Linked DNA regions of Homo sapiens: all the other regions are linked to region 3. A link is a loop called in an ENCODE intact Hi-C map of the cell type or tissue named here. Cell type or tissue: PC-3. All regions are shown on one strand. Links, peaks and the distances in the headings refer to the core of each region. The heading gives the core; the rest is flanking DNA.

Region 1 (6,393 bases), core at 906-5,905, 61 kb before region 3:
AAAATAATGTGACTTTAACAAGAATGCTGGATGCAAGGTCAGTGTAAAAAAAATCAAGTCTCTTTATACTAGCAATAAATAATTCAAAAATGAAATTTTAAACCATAATTTATAGTAACGTTAAAAAATCAAGTACCTAGTAGTAAATCTTTTTTTTTCCTTCAACTTTTGTTTTAAGTTCCGGGATGTATGTGTAGGATGTGCAGGTTTGTTACATAGGTAAACATGTGCCATGGTGGTTTGCTACACAGATCAACCCACCACCTAGGTATTAAGCCCAGTATTCATTAGCTGTTCTTCCTGATGCTCTCCCTTCCTCGACCCCCAACAGACCCCAGTGTGTTGTTCCCCACATATGGCAATGTGTTCTCATTGTTCAGCTCCTATTTAAAAGTGAGAACATGGGATGTTTGGTTTTCTGTTCCTGCATTCGTTTGCTGAGGAAAACAGCTTCCAGCTCCATTCATGTCCCTGCAGAGGACATGATCTCATTCCTTTTTATGGCTGCATAGTATTCCATGGTGTATACATACTACATTTTCTTTATCCAGTCTATCATTGATGGGCATTTGGGTTGATTCCATGTCTTTGCTGTTGTGAATAGTGCTGCAGTGAACATACGCATGCATGTATCTTTATCATAGAATGATTTATATTCTTTTGGACATATACCCAGTAATGGAATTGCTGGGTCAAATGGTATTTCTGCTTCTAGATCTTTAAAATCAATGTGCAAAAATTGCTTGCATTTCTATACACAAATAACAGGCAAACAGAGAGCCAAATCAGGAAGGATCTCCCATTCACAATTGCTACAAAAAGAATAAAATACCTAGGAATACAGCTAACAAGGGAAGTGAAGGACCTCTTCAAGGAGAACTACAAACCACTGCTCAAGGAAATCAGAGAGGACACAAACAAATGGAAAAAGATTACATGCTCATGGATAGCAAGAATCAATATCGTGAAAATGACCATACTGCCCAAAGTAATTTATAGATTCAATGCTATTCCCATTAAGCTACCATTGACTTTCTTCACAGAATTAGAAAAAATATTTAAAAATTAATATGGAGCCCAAAAAAGAGCCTGAATAGCCAAGACAATCCTAAGCAAAAAGAACAAAGTGGGAGGCATCATGCTACCTGACTTCAAACTATACTACAAGGCTACAGTAACCAAAACAGCACAGACACACAGAGCAATGGAATGGAATAGAGAACTCAGAAATAAGAAACAGTAAATCCAATGAGAGATGTTCAAAACCTTCACCGTGAAAACTGCAAAATATATTGAGAAAAACTGAAGATTATTTAAATAAATGGAGTGATATAATCATGTGCCTGGATTAGAGGATTGTAAAGATAGTTTCCCCTAATTTGATTAATAGATTCAATGCAATCCCAATAAAAATCAGTTAATTTTTGTGAAAATTATCAGGCTGGTTCAAAAATTTAAGTGGAAATACAAAACACCAAGAATAACTGAAGCAATACTAACTAAAGAAGAAAAAACATGGAGAACTTATGTTGTTAGATATTGACTTATTATAAAGCTGCAATAATTAAGATAGTATGATATTGGCTCAAGGATACATGAATAGAGCAAAGGAATAGAATAGAGTTCAGCAGTAATGGTTACAGATATATGCATATCTGACAAAGTACTTGTATCCAGAATATATCAAGAATCTTACACAGCAGTTGGAAAAGTACACTCAACCCAATTAAAATTTGGGCAAAATACTTGAAAAAGCTTTCAGAGAAGAGAATATCACAGTTTACTGTAAACATAAAAAGATGCTCAACACTATTAGTCATGAGAGAAATGCAAATAAAAATAACAATGATATATCACCACCCACCCACCAGAATTGCTAACATGTAAAAGACTGACAATGTCAAGCTATTATCACAGATTTTTGGTGACTTGGAGAAAATAATTCACTCTGTCCACTCTGTCCTTATGGTTCAAACCCTATATGATCAGGTCTTCTTCCAATTTTTGGCAGTGGCATCCCAAACCCCTCTCATTTAGTCTTGCCTTGTGTCCACAGCCTTCTCATACCATCCAGGTAGATGTAGCTAATATACTCAGGTCTTCCAATGAAACACTAATTATCACCACTCCCCATATCAATCACTATGCTGACTTCATAGCTGTAAATTAATTTTGCCTGTTTTTGAATTTTATATGCATGGAATCATATAAGATTTACTTATGTACACTTTCATATTTGGGTTATTTTACTCAACATCCATATGTTGAGATTTATCTATATATTATGTCTACCTGTGGTTCATTCTTTTTTATTGCTGTAGGGGATTCCAATTTCTATAAATTTAATTGTATACACTTAGTAATTCTGTGATTGATAGACTCTTGGGTTGCTTCCAAGTTGGGATTATTACAAAAAATATTGCTATGAATATTCTTATATATGCACATATGCACAGATTTCTGTTATATACACATGGAATTGCTAGGTCATGAGGTACATATAATATATTCAGCTTTACACAATACTGCTCAGCAGGTTTCTAAAGTGCTTTCACTAGTTTGCCCTTCCACCAGCAGTGAACAAAAATTTTAGTTGCGATGTATTGACACCATACCCATGCACCATTTCTTATTGACTTAAAACTCTTAAAATTCTTTTGACTTGGCTCTCTAAAACCCTATAGGCAGTAAAATTCAAATCTTTTCTATTTCAAGAACAGGAAGACTTTCATCAAGGGAAAGGTGGGCCAGACTGTTGAAAACACTGCAGGAGTAGCAGCAGCAAATGAACATGGCGGGAAGGACTGTCACAGCTGATGTTCTAAAATTGGAACATTCTAAGGGCTACTTCTGAAACACGAACAATTAGGTGGGATTGCTGTCCAAATTAAGAAGCCCTTACTTCTTAATCATTAATATAGTTCCTTTTTCCTCCAGAAATGTTCCAATTATGAAAAATTATGAAACAGTTTGTGATTAAGTGATACTCTGTGTAAACACAGTAAATATAACTGAAAAGGATAGACTTTTAGGCCATGGTCAGATACTGTTAAATTTTAGTTAAGTTATATTCATAACTAAGTAACATTAAGTTATAGTGAGAAGGAACTTCACAGTACAAACATTTTTTTCTATGTGTGTTGAATGCTCCGAGCTTATTTCTAAATCCTGCTTGGTTTAAGGAAAGATTACAGGAGAGAAATTCAGAAGCTAAAGGTTCAGGAGCCATTTCTGCCATTACTAACTGTGTGACCCTAGTCACTTAATATCTTTGTCTCAGTTTTAAATATCTGCAGAAATTATGGAATGTTATATCTTCTCTGTTTACCAAAGAGATTATTGTGAGGAACAATTGAAATGGCCTATAACAGCTAATCCATATGGGGATAAAGTTAAAGAATTCTCCACCATGTTTTCATTTCTATATTTAAAATAATCTTATAGTTGCTAAAGTGCTATTCAAACATGTTATATTTTTTCATATGTTAAATCACAAGATAATCTTATTTGTTATATGCCTTATGCCATAAACAGAGCCCAGCATAGTGCTGTCTGTATTTTTCTCATTGTTCTTTACCTTAGTAGAAAGGAATGGAGAGAATGATTCATAATGAGTAAAACACATATCATCTCCGGAGAGAGAAAATAAGGATAAAGGCAGATTTCCATTCAGGAGAATTTATCTGGGCTTTGGAAGTAATTTAAAATGACTGTTCCCTGTGTTGGCAATTTGTAGCCTGCCTGAGTTGACACCTCCATTTTCAATCACAGCAAGATTGCTTTTAGTTGCAGGCAATTGCTAAAGCCAGAGATCTGAAAAGGAGCCCTTTTCAAACTCCTTATAGATTTAAAACAGATAGAATATGAATGTAATTTTTTCTCCTGATTGTCATCAAATACTTCACGAATAATTTAAATTAATCCATAATTTGTCTAAATCAAGAGGAGGAAAGCATGGCCTAATCATAACATTGTTGTGTTGTACCTGGACATAGAGAATTAGCCTGGAAAGATTTGTTGCTACCAAATCTGCAAACTTTATTATAGAGTAGTTGTTTGGGCTCATATATATGTACGGACTCTAAAAGAAACAATAGCAAACAATATCATATACAGTGATGAAGTTCCCAGATCAGCCCACCAAAACCAATATATGAAAAACTGTGTGCAAATGTGTGTGCCTGAGTGCCTTCTGACTATCCATTTCAACAGAGATGTGTATATGCATGTTTAGAGCATTATCTCCAAATATTTGTTTTGCAAAACTGAGTTTGATTGTATAGGACATTAGTGCTGTAGTTTAGCATCGCTCTTCGTTTCCTATCCTGGTTTTACAGGATATGGAAAACCTAATCCAGAAGTAGAGCAAAGCTGATAATCCTTGCTACCTTATGAAGGTGCAAGGAGACTGGAGCTAATCACCTGCTGTGAGCACTTTGAGACCCTTTTTTGAGGAATCACCACTAATCACACTGGAAAAGATGCCTTGCCTCACGTTGAGGGGACAGTTACTATTGAAAGGGTGTTAGTCACTGAGCATTACTGTAGTTAAAACATTATTCTGAGACATGTCCTACAAGGCATGGGATTAGGCGTTTATTAATAAAACTCCCCAAATGGTATTTGCAATGTGTCATTCTACTTGAGAACATAAATAGGATAGAATTAAACTAACACAGAAAGATTACTTATCTTATAATTAAGAACATTGTACAAGAATGAATTTTGAATTTATAACAATTTCTGGGCTGGCAAGGGAGACGTATTAAATAACCTTTCTTCTTAAAAAATATCTTTTGAGACATAAATTCTCTGTGGGGAAAAAACACAGAACAATGAGCTGTCTTTTCTCAATTGATTGCCTGTAGTGTTACAAATACTTTGAAAAATGAAGGGAAATTTAACATTTTAAAATGATCTTTCAGAAATCTATTATTATGAGCGGGGAAAAATGAACAAAAGTCCTTAAGTATTTAGGCTTTTTGAAAACTTCCATTATGTAAACTAGGTAATACTGGGGATAGCCAAGCCCACAGAGTACAGCAGCATGAAACACAAACAAGAGTCACTGATTTTTTATAGTCAGCTGAAAAACAGCACATCTAATTTTTTTTAAATAGAAAAATAAACAATATTTCCTGCCATGAAGACAGTTACTGTCTTAGTTCCATCTTGGAAACGTCACAGAGCTTTATCCTATTTATTTTCAGTGCACAGTAACCACCAGCATCAGTTTGAGTCTGTGTATTTTAAGAGCATGGCTAAAATGTCATATGCTGTTACATATATAGCAACGTAGGGAGTGGAACACTCACTCAATATAAAAAAATCAAAATCAAAATCCATTTATACAATCAGAGTCAAATTTATATCAATTTGCCTATGCTATGACTTTTCGAATTTCCTCTGGAATTATCCTGGTGATCCTAATTTTGCTCTTAATGTCTTCCATGTATGCCCCAAATAATTAACATAACGAAGATAATTTTATTGTAAGGTTTTTTGATAACTTATTTTTGTCTTTGTTTTCCCCTGAAATGAGTGTCCTTCACCTAGTCCTTAAGTGTCCTATCTACAAAATGGAGAATGAAAAAGGCTGCCAACACTGTAACATAGGTAGGAGGCATTCGTGTTTTCAGAATGGAGTTGTAATGAATACACACACACAGTTCCTGTCACTGCTGTGCACATGAGGGTGTCATAAATGGTCCCTGACCTCAAGACATTAGACCTATGGCAATATGGGACATGATGCTGTCATTTTGTTAGACTATTCTAGGCCTATTCTACTTCAGTGTCTAGTGTAGCATTACTGCAGACCATGTGTTTCAGCAGAGTTTGTGGATCTTGTTTTCCCAATAGCTCCCACTGTAATAGTGGTGCACCCCGCTGGCAGCAGGCAGCTTATTGAGAAGATGTCTCCATGCCTTGCTGGGCACTGCAGCCTACATTAAACTATCCAGATTCCATTTTCATATTTTTCTGACTTAGAGTCACTTTCCCAACTCAGTGATCTCCTTTCTGGCAGCAGCATCCTGTACATCATTAAATTGTTCCTTGTTCTAGAGGGATGGACGTACTGAGTTCCTGTTAAAGGTTTGTCTGCTGTCTAGAACTACTCCTTCTCATGGTAAAAGCCCCTAATTTTCTTATGGTGCCCACTTTATCGTAAGTCCATATAGGTCTGCAGCTTCCTGAGGTGGCTCATGACCAGCTTCGCCCAGAACCTCAGGGATTGGGCCAGAAAGGGAAGATGACCTCATTGGAATTATTGGCCATTGCTCTAGCTTTTGCTTGCTGGATTTGAACTGTAGTCATTTTGCTGTCACCTGCCTGGGACCCGAGATAGACCACACACCTGTGGAGGCAGAGCTGAGAGATGGAGAACTGAAT
Region 2 (6,393 bases), core at 512-5,511, 60 kb after region 3:
AATGAATAAGTTGATGTCTTATTTCTTCTCCTAACTGATTCCTGTGGTTAGATTCTGCATCTTGCCTTTATATCTGCACCCATGTCTAGTGCACTATTTTGTGCCAGTTAGGGCGTAAGCTCTGGGTAAATATTTGTTGGATGAATAAATGAATACCCAAAAGGGCTTCTTCTGGAGGAAGGCCAGGAAAACATTCCTTTGATGAAAATAATTTGTAAAGAGGCAGGGAGCTACTGGAAGGCAAATGTCTGGGGAGGAGAGACAGGCCTCTAGGTTGAATAGAAGTAGTGGTGGTGAGGTTGTCTCCAAAGAAAGCAGGGGAGGAAGTGTGTGAATAATAAAAGAGGAAATTGTCCACCAGGAAAGCATCTCCAGCTGGCTGTGATAAATCTGCATTTTGTACCAGCAAGTAGGGAGAGTGCCTCGGGAGAGAGGGAGATCAGGGACATGGCCAGTGGTTTGGCAAAGGTAATGACGATGATAACCAAATTGAAGCTCCTGTGTCTTTTCTTTCCCTCAACCCCTTGTCTCCCTGTATTGCCACCATTTGCTTTCATTTCTCCATCAAACCTCCCTCTTACAAGCTCTATTTTCTCAATTTCTACTTGACCTTCACATCACTTGCCTGTGGCTTCCACCCATACCCCATTGCAAGGTCATGAGAAACCCCCATGTTGCTGCAGCAACAGCTCTCTCCATGTGTATCTCACTGGAGCAGCTGCTGCCTCTGTTAACCACTTCCCCCTTTTTAAATGTCTTGTGCTTTGCCTTTCATGTCGCCCCATCTTGGGGTTTCTCTCCTATCGCTCTGGTCTCTGCCTCTTTCCCTCTTCTTCTCATCCCTTCAGTGCTGGTGCTCCTCAGGGGCTCTGTCAAAGCCTTCCCTCCCCCACTCTCATGTTCCCCCTGTGTCATGTCATCTACTTTAGTGGCTACAGCTGCCATATGTATGCTGGGGTTTCCATTCCTGGATCTCCAGTCCAGGCCTCTTTTCTGAACTGCAGGTCTCTTAGAGATGTTCACTTGGCCATTCCTCAGCCATCGCTTTCCAGCAGCAAAAGCTGAGAGCCTTGCTGTCTGCCAGGCCTGCTTCTCCCCTGGTCTGCCCCTTTCTGTGAATGGCATCACTACCCATCCAGATGCTTAAGCCAAAAACCATTCATCTTCCTCTGCCCAAGCCAGAAGTCATGTTCCCTCCTTTCCTTCCCTGTCCATGTCCAGCTTGTCATCAAGGCCTGTAGATTCTGTCTTCTCCGTGTCCTTCAAGTCCATCCCATTTTCTCCGTCTCCACTGCCACCATTCAAGTTCAGATCATTAATGTCACCTTCCTCGGTTACTGGACAGTCCCTTGATTGGTCTCACTGCCTCTTCTCTTCTCTTTCTCCCATCTTCTCATCCTCCAGTCCACTTTCACTCTCAACTGCAATGATCCTTCTCAAATACAGTCTGGACTCTGTATTATCCCCGCTTGCATTTTCCCTGCCCTTTAGAAGAGGTAAGTCCTTAGCATGGTTGTAAAACGCTTAATTATCTGGCCCCTACTTACTTCTTTAATATAATCCCTCACCCCTCCAAAACACCCTCTGGCCACCCATCCAGACACAACAGAGCCTGTTTCAGCCAGCAAGCTGAGACACTTCTGGCTCTCAGTGCCATGTCCTGTCTTGCCTCTGGTTCCTGCAGGCCACACCTCAGCTTGTGTATCCTCCAAGAGCCTATCCATCCACATAGACACTCCTTACTGTGGGCTTCTGCAGTAGATGTCCAGGCAATAGCCTATCTGCTTGACTGGGCTCCACGTGCTGTGGTAACAGAACTTACTCTTCTCTTTGTCTTTGGGGACTTTAGGCCTTGCTCTTAGGTTTCACTCCTCTGAGACTGCTCTTGAAGGACCCTGGACAGGGCTACTCAAGGCAGAGGTGATCCGTCAAGGTGTGGGAAGAGCCTGACTGCCCCTGCCCCATGCAGCCTTCCAAAGGCTGAGGAGTCCTACCACCATCAATGCTCCTTGTATGCATCCTCTTGCTATGTTACAGTTGCCTTGTTATTTGTTTGGGACCCTCAGAAGAATGCAAGTTTTGGGTTTCTGTCTTTTACTTGTCCAACACTTTGAGCACCTGCTGTGTCCTGGGATACAGCAGTCATGGCCACTTCAGTTGTGCCATTTGTGCCTAGCTGAGAGGGCAAGTGGGGGCTGAACACAGCCTGGGCTCCCCTCTCCAGGCCACATGCTCTGGCTTGGGGCTCTGTCCCTCAGAGGAAACATCTTCTCTACACACAGGTGCTGTCTAATTGCCAAGCTGTACACCTGCCTGAAAAAGACAGCTTTTTCTAATTCACAAAAAGTACCCAACAGGCTAAGGCTGACCCACACATTGGAGGACAAGATAAATAGGTTCCTACTCTCACAGTGCTATCTGTCTAGCATGGGAAGACAAAACGTAAACAAAGAAATATATAACCACACAGCAAAACGTTTCGGATGGTGAAAAGGCTCTACAGAGAATTGAAGAGAGTATCTGGGGAAATGCTGTAGGTTGGTGGGTCCAGGAAGATGTCTCTGAGGAGCCAGAGCATTTACGCTGAGATCCCATGATAAGGAAGCCAGCAGTGTGCACGCGAGAGGGAAGAGACTGCATGACATCCCTAAGACTGGTATGGTCTTGGTGTGTTCGAGGAGCAAAAGAAAAGCCAGAGTGGATGAGGGCTAAAGGGCAAGAGGAGAGACAAATGCGATGACCAGGGGATGCTGACCGGGGGCCAGATCGTGCAGAGTTTCGTAAGGCCTCTCTACCTGTTCACCGTATTGTGCCCGAGGACTGGCTCGTTGCATTTATCCAATAAGTACCTGTTGAATGGGAGAATCTCATCATGCCTCTGTGTACAGAATAAGTAGCTCAAGACAGAAGCTCCATGTGGCCCCGGTGCCCTCTAGTGACCACAGGCTCCAGCCCAAGGCCCTCCATGGCTTCATCATCTTCAGAAAGTCACTTACTTCCCTTGTCTTTGGGGCCCAGCCTCAGGGTCCAGCAGTAATTCCTGGAATTTGTCTTACTAACTATTCTCTGCAAGTGGGACTCAAGCAGTTAGAAAAATCCGTGCTATGAGTTTCATAGTCAGACTGACAGCAGGCCTTCATCCCTTACCCAAGCAGAGTTTCCAAAGAGAATACATGGATGTCTAATTTCTCAGGGGAGTGCAGGGAACCAGCATTAGCAAGCAAGGTCTCTAACAGCCTTCAGATCTGGGTGTTTTGCAGCAGTCAGGATGACCTCCAGGTAGTCTCGCAGCTCAGGCCTGGCACCATTTGGCCGTGCTGGCCTGACAAGATCATAGCTACAGGCTGTACACTCTGTCCATGAGGACGTGCTGCTGAGGACCCAAGCGTGGGCATAATGTATGTATCAAAGACATATTGTAGCATGTGCACAGACACAACATCCCACTCCTGCTGTTGTTGTTTGCTTTCATTTGGATCCCAACCCATTCTGGGCCCATTAAGCTAATCACCCAACAAATTCTGAACTGTCATCTCATCGTGAGGCTGTTCCATGCTTGACTGAAAAACCTGTTTTCACCCAACTTCCCTGGAAGAAGCCTACTGCAGCCCATTTACAAATGTATGCATCAGTAAATCAAAAGTGACAGCACAGATCTGGCTTTTCTGGGAGAGGGGATGGCAGAGGGAGAAACCCAGTCCTTCCCCTCTGTTTCTTAAATGATGCCATATACACAGCTTTATTTGAAATGTTCTTTAAAAATAGGTCATCTTCAACTTCCTTGATAGCTCATTCTCTACATCGGTGAAACTTTGGCTCCTTTCATTTTCCAAAGCCTCTACCTGTGTTTTTCTGTGAGTCGAGTCATCCTCCACTGAGCCGAGTGAAGGAATCTGGCTCTCCCAGATGTTTGCAGGTATTTCCTCTTCAGTTGTCACTTTGCCAAGTGGAGCACATGTGTTCTTTAATTTTTCTTCATTAATCAGTCTCCAAATTCCTTTACACTTGCTCCTCAGGTGATTCCATCAAATCAACATATTTCTGGAGCTAAAAATGCCTGGAAGAATACAGCCTTCCAGCTGCAGCCATCCAAACGTGTGGATTCGCGTATGTTCCCTGCACTCCATGGCCATATGTTTCCACAGGTTCACTTCCAGGAGCGTTCTGTGTCTCCATTTGCTTCCCTGCAAATGCATACTTAGTCTCATCTGTGAGTTTTCTAACTGAGTCTTAAGGCATCAAAAATTAAGAGCATATTGATAACAGCCCAGTGTTGGTGAGAGAGGGTGTGGGGAAATGGGCATTCTTGTACCCGTTGCTGAGAATTTCAATTGACCTAACTTATTTTGAAGGCCATTTTAAAATAAAATGACCTTTTAAAATAAAAAATACAGAGACCCTTCACCCAGCAGTTCAACTTCCCTGAATCTATACTGCACCTGTATCAGTGTGGCATTGTTTATAGTGGACTGTATCAGTCCATTTCCACACTGCTATAAAGAATGCCTGAGACTGGGTAATTTATAAAGGAAAGAGGTGTAATTGACTCACAGATCTGCATGGCTGGGGAGGCCTCAGGAAACTTACAATCATGGTGGAAGGCGGAGGGGAAGCAGGCACCTTCTTCACAAGGTGGCAAGGGAGAGAGAGAGCAAAGAAAGAAGTGCCACTTTTAAGCCATCAAATCTCGTGAAAACTCACCCACTATCATCAGAACAGCATGGGGGAAACCACCCCCATGATCCAATCACCTCCTACCGGGGTCCCTCCCTCAACACGTAAGGATTACAGTTTTCAAGATGAAACTTGAATTGACGCAGACCGAAGCCATATCATAGCCCAAAGTGGAAAATAGTCTCAATGTCCATCAATTAGAAATTATTACATAAATGAACTAAGTATATTTTGCTATACTCATGTAATGGAAGTCCAAGCAACAGTTATAAAAAGAAAATAACATAGATCTATGTGCGCTGACATGGATAGATGCTAAAACAATATCATGAAATTCAAACAGCAAATTGCAGAACAGTATGTATGGTATGAAACCATTTTTGTAAATTTTTATTCTAGCTATTCACAGAACAAAATCTGGAAGGATTCACACAAATCTCTTAATGGTGCTTTTTTTTCCCCCTCAGGTTGGGAACTTTCTACAGTGTACATGTTTAAATTATTGGACTTTTTCTGTTTTTCAGCAATGGTGTATTACTTTAAAGTTCAGTAAAAACAACGGAGGTATTACTTTATTTTTGCTGTGCTCTTGAACCAGGAAGATGAGCTTTTATGCCACCTATTCCCTATTGCCCCGATTGTTCCCTAGTCTTTCTCAGACATGGAGGAGCTTTCTGTAGGCTAATCCCAGAATTCTTTGTTTTCCCTCAAAGACCAGAACAGCAGCATCATCTTTTTGGGGTTTAGTTAAAACTTTAGCACGTAAGGTTTTCTTAAGGTGGCTTTCAAGTCTTAACCTGCACTTCCAGGCCCCTTTAACCCGCTTTTCTTTCCTCTTCTTTTCTTTTCTTAACATGTTCAGATTCTTTATGGATTATTTCAACGGTCTTATTACCCATTTTTTAAAGGTTTTGATCATTTTCTAAGCATCTGTATCTTCCCCCTCCTTCCCCATCCTTTCATGAGAGGAGACACCTGTTTCCCAGCCTGCTTAGAATTACTCGTTGATATTTGTTTCACAGAATTTTTAAAAGAGGGCCAAAGGAATCGGACATGACCTTTTGCAGCAGAAATAACTGTCTTTTGTCTCACTCCTAGCTCTTCCTGCACGAATACTGTACATGCTGTGTGTGTTATTACAACAGTTATTTTTGTTGGGTCTTTTTATATCTACTTTATTTTTGAGGTGGTGATTTATTTAGTCAGTGTACTTTTAAAAAAAACTAGCACTCCTACAAATTTATTTCTCATTATTTTTAATTTTTATATAAGCAATATATACAGAAAATTGTAAAATACAAGTAAGCAGAAGAAGAAAATAGAAATCACAAGTATTTTTACTATCAGGTATAGCAAGCCTTAATAATTGGGTTTATTGCCTCCTTGATAATTTCTACATATATGAATATTTACCTTTTCTTAAAAATGAGATTATATTTAATAAATTATTTTATAACCTGATTTGTTAATACTTAACAATGTAGCATAAGTAGTTTCTTATCATTAAATGTAGATAATAACAGCAAGTTTAGCATTTACTGTATGCCAGGCATGAGACTACACATTGTATGTTATTTTTTCTCCTAATTTATCTTACGCCCACCCTTCAGTAGGAAATTTTCTTATGGCACTCTTTATCTGGAGTAATCTCTCTTTTGTTGTTGTCGTTCTGTTAGTCTCTTCTTTTTTAGCTTTCTCCTACACATGGCTTTCATGAAG
Region 3 (6,393 bases), core at 714-5,713:
CTGTCTACATGGACTTTCGCAGACTGAAATAGCTTTCCTTTTTCCTTTTGCTAGTGGCTCATTATATGTTACATTGACAAACTAAATTGCAAACCAGGGATGATTCACTTTGCACTATAGAAGCGTTCCTGAAAATTGTTTTTGAAAAATAATTGTTATAAAATAAATAATGTTTTAACTGTACTGGTGGATTTTTCTATTAAAAGCAAATTCCAATGCTGAATTATTTTGAAAGATAAAACATTATTTTCTGATGTATCTGTTCAGTAAAGGAGAATTTTTTACCTAAAGGGAAAATAAATTTGATACCTTTAATCATCTGAAGCAATACCAAATATAGGCTTTAAAAAATATTTTAAGAGCCTGTGAGCAGTTTATACTAACAAAAAGAACAAATGCCATGAAGATCACGCGACAGAGAAAGACATAATCTTATTTGCTGGCAATAGCTAATAACGATAAATCTTCCAGTGTAAAAAATAGGAATCGTGAAAGAAGCAACAGAGAAAGATGAAAAAGATTGGAGAAGAAGAAGAAAATGAAAACAGAGAAAAGGAACAATATCAGCAGGTGGTGGATGGCCCGAGTGGTAGAGGAAGTGAAAGCCAAATAGCAAAAGTGGCAGCAAAGAGGACAGCTGGCCAGTAGGAGAGAAAAGAGAAGCCACCTCTCCTGGAAGCTGTGTTATCTGACCCCCTCGTGCTGCTTCTGCCTGAGAGTGCGTCGATGTCTGACCTCCACTGGAGTCAGTCAGTCCTGGGAATACCGTGTATTCCTGCATAACAGTACCTTAGAGCTTTCCTTACGTGCTTACCTGGTGGCAGGTGACTGTTCTGAGTGCTTTGTGTATTAACTTGTTTAGCTGCCTTAGCAACCCCTTGAGAAATCATTTTCCCCACTAGACAGAGGACGTAGCTGAGCAGCTCACCCAAGGCCAGAAGCACTGAGCGGAAAAGCTAGGTTTGATTCGCAGAATTCTAAGATGGTCTGCCCCCAAGTTTCCCCTCGGTTGGTATACACGATCTGTAGAATCCTCTCCCCTTCCATGTGGACAGGACTAGTAAAAATGATGGGATTTCACTCTCTTTATTAGGTTACATTATACAGCAAGGATAAAGAGATATTTGCAGATAATAAGTAAGGTCCCTAATCAGTTGATTTTGGGTTAATCAAAAGGGAGACGTCCGGGATGGGCCTGACCTAAATATGCAAGCTCTTTATATTTATATTTTTATTTTTATTGTCATTTTTATTGAGATGGAGTCTTGCTCTGTTGCCCAGGCTGGACTGCAGTGGCACAATCTTGGCTCACCACAACCTCCACCTCCCGAGTTCAAGCAATTCTCCAGCCTCAGCCTCCCGAGTAGCTGAGACTAAAGGCATGCACCACCATGCCTGCCTAATTTTTGTATTTTTAGTAGAGATGGGGTTTCCCTATGTTAGCCAAGCTGGTCTTGAACTCCTGACCTCGTGATCCGCCTGCCTCTGCCTCCCAAAATGTTGGGATTACAGGCAGGAGCCACCGTTCCCAGCCAAGCTCTTTTTTTTTTTTTTTTTTTTTTTTTTTTTTGAGACACAGTCTCACTCTGGAGTGGCTCACTGCAACCTCTGCCTCCCAGGTTCAAGCGATTCTCCTGTCTCAGCCTCCCTCCCTGTCTGTAGCTGGGACTACAGACATGCGTCACCACGCCTAGCTAATTTTTGTATTTTTACTTATTTTATTTTTATTTTTTGAGACGGAGTCTGGCTCTGTCCCAGGCTGAAGTGCAGTGGTGCGATCTCCCCTCACTACAACCTCCACCTTCTGGGTTCAAGCGATTCTCCTGCCTCAGCCTCCCAAGTAGCTGGGATTACAGGTGTGCACCACCATGCTTGGATAATTTTTGTTTTTTAGTAGAGATGGGGTTTCACCACGTTGGCCAGGCTGGTCTCAAACTCCTAACCTCAGGTGATCTGCCTGCCTCGACCTCCCAAAGTGCTGGGATTACAGGCATGAGCCACCACATTTGGCCTAGGCAAGCTCTTTAAAAGAGGCTCCAGGTTTTCCCTAAAGAAAGATAATTGAAGCTCCAGATTCTTCTGCTGACCCTGAAGAACCAAACAGCCTGTTGTGAACAGCCTATGGGAAGGGGCCACGTGGCCAGAACCTGAGAATAGGCTTAAGGTTGCTCAGAGTGGTCCCTGGCCAACAACTAGCAAGGAAATGGGGACCTCAGTCATCAGTCTCAGCGAAGTGAATTCTGCTAACAACCACATGAGTTGAGAGGAGAATCCTGAGCTCAAGAAAGGAACACGGTCTAGCTGACTCCATGATTTCAACCTGGGAAACCTGGAGCAGAGGACCCAGCCAAGCCACACCTGGACTTCTGACCCACAGCAACTGTGAGCTAGTGAGTGGGTGTCGTTTTAAGCTGCTAAGTTTGTGTTAATTTGTTCTGTAGCAATAACAGATGAATGCACAAGGATCTGAACCTCGTGATTCTGGCTGCAGAGCTCACATGCATCCTCCCTTCTCCAGGCAGCCTCTTCAGAGACGTCATCTCAAAAATCACTAAATCCTGGAACTTCAGGGTTGAATGGGGAACTTTGATCTAGCCCAGTTGTTTAATCAAACTTTTCCTTTGCAGCAGATGGCCACTGTGCAAGCAGACTGGGGGAGCTGCTCTACTTGCTGTGGGGTGTGTGAGCCGCTTCTGTTCTTTGCACTCCTCTCCTTGAGGAATCTCTGGGGAACACAGTTTGAGAACCACTGATCTGATCCAACAACTCATCTTTACATTTCCCTCTACAACATCCTGACACCTTGTTCCTTTGGAAAGTCTTCTGTGGCATTGAAATCTGGCTCACCGTAATTCCCACTATTGGTCCAGGTCCAGTCATAGGTGATACACAGAGCAAATGGAACTCTTTTTCCATAGGAGAATGCATCACTCATTAAAGACAGTTCTCACGTTTCATGGAAGCCTTCTATTTTCCAGACAAAACATCTCCATGACCACAAAGGAGCTGCCAGTCCCTTCTCTCCTAGTGTTTGCCTGTGTTTCTCTTAGAGTCAGGTCAGGAACTAAGCACAAAATTTTTGGTGTGGTCTGCTTCACATAAAATACGGCAAGCCTAGCATAAGCCACAGTCTAAATATTCTGTTTCCATGAATGCAGCGTTAGACCACATTTGCTTTTTCGCAACCACAATGCAGTGCTGACTCATACCACACGCAGAGTCAATCAAAATTCCCTTTTCACATATGTGGTTGCTAGGGTATGTCTTCACCAACATGTACTTAGGTGTGTTTATTTTAACCTGAATACAGGCTTCACATTCATCACCATTGTGTCTCATCAGGGATCTGGTGCATATCTTGGATGATCCTGATTATGTCATCCAACAATATTGCTCTTCTCCCTAGCATCACCTCAACTCTCAATTGGACAAATATGCCATAAATATCCTCATCGGAGTTATTGACAGAATTTTGGAACCAGACAGGGCTGAGGTCAGAGCCCTCTAGCACCATATTGATGACTATTCCCAGTGTTTGGGTCCTTCAAAAACTTACAAATCCAACTAATTGTATCATCTAATGGCAGTGATCCAACTCATAAAGGTACCACCAGAAACATAATGAACTATTTCCTGGCCGCCAAGTACAGGCATTAAGTCCATTTCTCTGCCTTCCCAAGCCAGGAGGTCACTAGAGCTCCTCCTGCATGCCCACAAACATGTAGGAGCCTCTTTTCGAGGATGTGCCTCATACCCACCCTTTTATAGTTTGCTCCTCCTTAGATAAACACCATTCCCCCCCGCCCCCCATGATTCCATTCTCTCTCATCTTTTTTTTTTTTCCCCTTACTCAGATTCCCTTGGGAAAAGGTAAAGACTACTTAGAGGATACCAGTGAACCTTGGAGTACCTAAATGACTGTGGCAGGCCTCATCTTTATTTCAGAGGAGGAATCTTTTTGGGGTATCTTATCATAAGAAATAGGGTAGGGCTCCAGTGTAAAAGTCAGGACAAGTTGCATAGGTGGGAGGGGTGCAGGGAAAGGTGGGGTCTGCATGTGGGGATGGGGTGGGGAGGGAGATGAAGGGACAAGGCTGTGTTTACCTCTGAGGTTTCCGTGGGGCAGGGGCGAAGCCAGCGTCTTCTGCAGCCTTACCCTTTCTTCCTCTCATTTCACCATTTCTCTACCAGCCACACCTTATATTAAAACAGAGGGTAAGGGGAAAAATAAGACTTGCTTTGTAAAGTGGGGTCATTGTTCTTGACAGCACTGCTCCATGTGGCATCTTGGGATGGATGAGTTCCCAGATCCACCCTAAAGTGGAGATGCTGTGATTCCACAATTCCTTTAGAGAGACCATAAAGCCCATATGAGTGGGCTTGGTGGAGATAGTCTGCGATTATAAATATATCACAAGCCTGTCTTGGTTTATTTTTTCATATACCTTTCTCCTTTATTCACATTCATTTATATAAACGTGAAAGTTGCCATGGGTCTTATAGGATACCTATGCTACCTGAAGACCAAGAGCTTCTGTTTGATCATTGAAAAAGAAGTGTTTTAGTTGTGGTTAAATTTGACAGTGCAGCATTCACCTAGTATTCATTTACCATCTCTAATAACTATCTCCCTTCCCCTGGGGATGGGGACCCTTTTCTTCTCCTGTATTTTTAGTCCATTTGTTTCTGGTGGAGTCCCCTCTATGCTCTACTTTATACGGGTATGCAGCTTAGGTCTGGCCAATCAGAACCTTATATTCTCCCTTGTTTGATTCAAGGCACCAAGAGGGCAGAGAGACTTTTGCTGAGTCTCCTGGCAAAAATACGCTTGGTCTTCTTCACTGAACTTTTCAGGTTTTGAGGCTCAAGCCATCTGAGCCACCTTGCCCCCAGGAAGTGGGGATCTGAAAGAGGATGGCACTAACACAGAGAAAGTGGAGATGGGAGATGGAGGCAAACTGAACTCTGGGGGCATGAGGGGGAAGTGACTACATTCTAGACTCAGCCAGATTTCTTGGGTTTGAATTGTTCTGCCACTTACAAATGTGGTCACTCTATCCAGATTGGTCTCTGTGCCTCAGTTTACTCATTTGTGAAGTGGGAATTGTTATGATACCTACTCATGGAGTCTTAGTGAGGGTCAGGTGAGTCATGTGAAATGCTGAGAACAGCACCCAGCATTTGGTATGTACTATACAAGTGTTAGTCATCATTTGAGCCCTATGCCAAGACATGACTAAAATGAGACCCACCCCTTGATTTTTTTCAGCTCAAAGAACAATAAATTTTCTTTTGCTGATAGTCCGTTTGGGTTGTGTTTGTTGTCACTTAACCCAAAGAGTCCTAACTAGTAGACTCAGTGAAATCAAATTCATATTCAGGTTTAAATTTTGTCTTCCTTAATGACCCTAAGATAGAAATAATCCAAACTTAGATATTCCTTTCTTGATTATTGTCCAGCAATGAGCAAGGTCTTGGAACTGGCTAATTTCCTTCTTCTTCCTATCTTCTTGCTTGCATTTGTTTGCAATTTGGTCTTCAGCATGTCTTTAAAAAATACTGCATGTCACAATTATTTAAGGAACCTCAGAACACTGCAATTAGATTTTCATAACAAGCATATACTTTATGTCCTTTATTTCCAATTCATGCAGTATTTAAAATGACAATATGAAAAAATAAACTATGAAAAATTAAAATAAATATATTAGTATATTAGACATAAATAAAAATTTAAAAACACACTGAATGGGGAAGGTGGGTAGTTGGCTGGAGCTGTGTGTGGGAATAGGGAGCAAATAAGAAAACCTGGGAATCTCCATTGGGTTCAGCAACTGCTTGGCTGTGTGGCCTTGGACAAGTCAATTCTCGCTGGTTTCCCAGTCTGTAAAACAGGCAGGATGTGATAGCTGAGGTTCCTTCCTTATTAATTTTGAAGTGTGTAAGAGCTTTCTTAAGCATCTTAAATAACATGTTTAATTTTCTCTGTGGTTGTGAAATGATGCAAAAGAAATTAGAAAAATGTAGCTGTTAATGAGACTCATCTGCGTTTTGTGATTCCTTAGAATTTGTGGTGTATATTTTAGGGTTACTCCCATCTCTTTTCTTTCTATATCCAAAGGGATTTGTTTACTCTTTTTTTCCCCCCATTTTCTTCTGTCTCAAAAATCCATGTGGTCTTCCTGAGTCCTCACTGTCTTAATAATCAAGGGGCTTGGCCATTTCAGCTGAGAATAGCAGCAGTGGCTCTAGTCAGCTTTAATTAGCAGGGAGCACACAGAGAGGAACAATAAGGAACCAGAATTGAAAACAAATAGTAAACTAGAGACAATGGAGACAAAGAAATGGAGACAAAGCAAATAAGTAGAACCAGTTCAGAGGGCTGGGAAGACA

Evidence for each region. Peaks named below come from ENCODE experiments on the same cell type or tissue, not always from the same donor. Only the 100,000 strongest peaks of a DNase experiment are listed, where the experiment ranks them.
Region 1: a loop joins it to region 3, with 6 times the contacts of the local background. A loop is called at or near these places in 3 of 110 quality-filtered maps.
Region 2: a loop joins it to region 3, with 2.8 times the contacts of the local background. A loop is called at or near these places in 8 of 110 quality-filtered maps.

Annotation. Positions count from the first base shown.
Region 1 is chr7:29,221,303-29,227,695 of GRCh38, forward strand. The region is part of intron 1 of CHN2 (chimerin 2); the gene reads left to right. Among named protein-coding and RNA genes, the nearest start is that of CHN2-AS1, 16 kb to the left of the region's middle. In PC-3, for the core only: no CTCF peak of the experiment used is centred there; a DNase peak (open chromatin) is centred at 3,659; H3K27ac peaks cover 1,902 bases.
Region 2 is chr7:29,342,873-29,349,265 of GRCh38, forward strand. All of the region lies in intron 1 of CHN2 (chimerin 2), which reads left to right. Among named protein-coding and RNA genes, the nearest start is that of CHN2-AS1, 140 kb to the left of the region's middle. In PC-3, for the core only: a CTCF peak has its summit at 2,945 (motif pointing left); a DNase peak (open chromatin) is centred at 2,919.
Region 3 is chr7:29,282,383-29,288,775 of GRCh38, forward strand. All of the region lies in intron 1 of CHN2 (chimerin 2), which reads left to right. Among named protein-coding and RNA genes, the nearest start is that of CHN2-AS1, 77 kb to the left of the region's middle. RefSeq lists an enhancer at 5,973-6,393. In PC-3, for the core only: no CTCF peak of the experiment used is centred there; DNase peaks (open chromatin) are centred at 3,239 and 5,199; H3K4me3 peaks cover 247 bases; H3K27ac peaks cover 3,630 bases.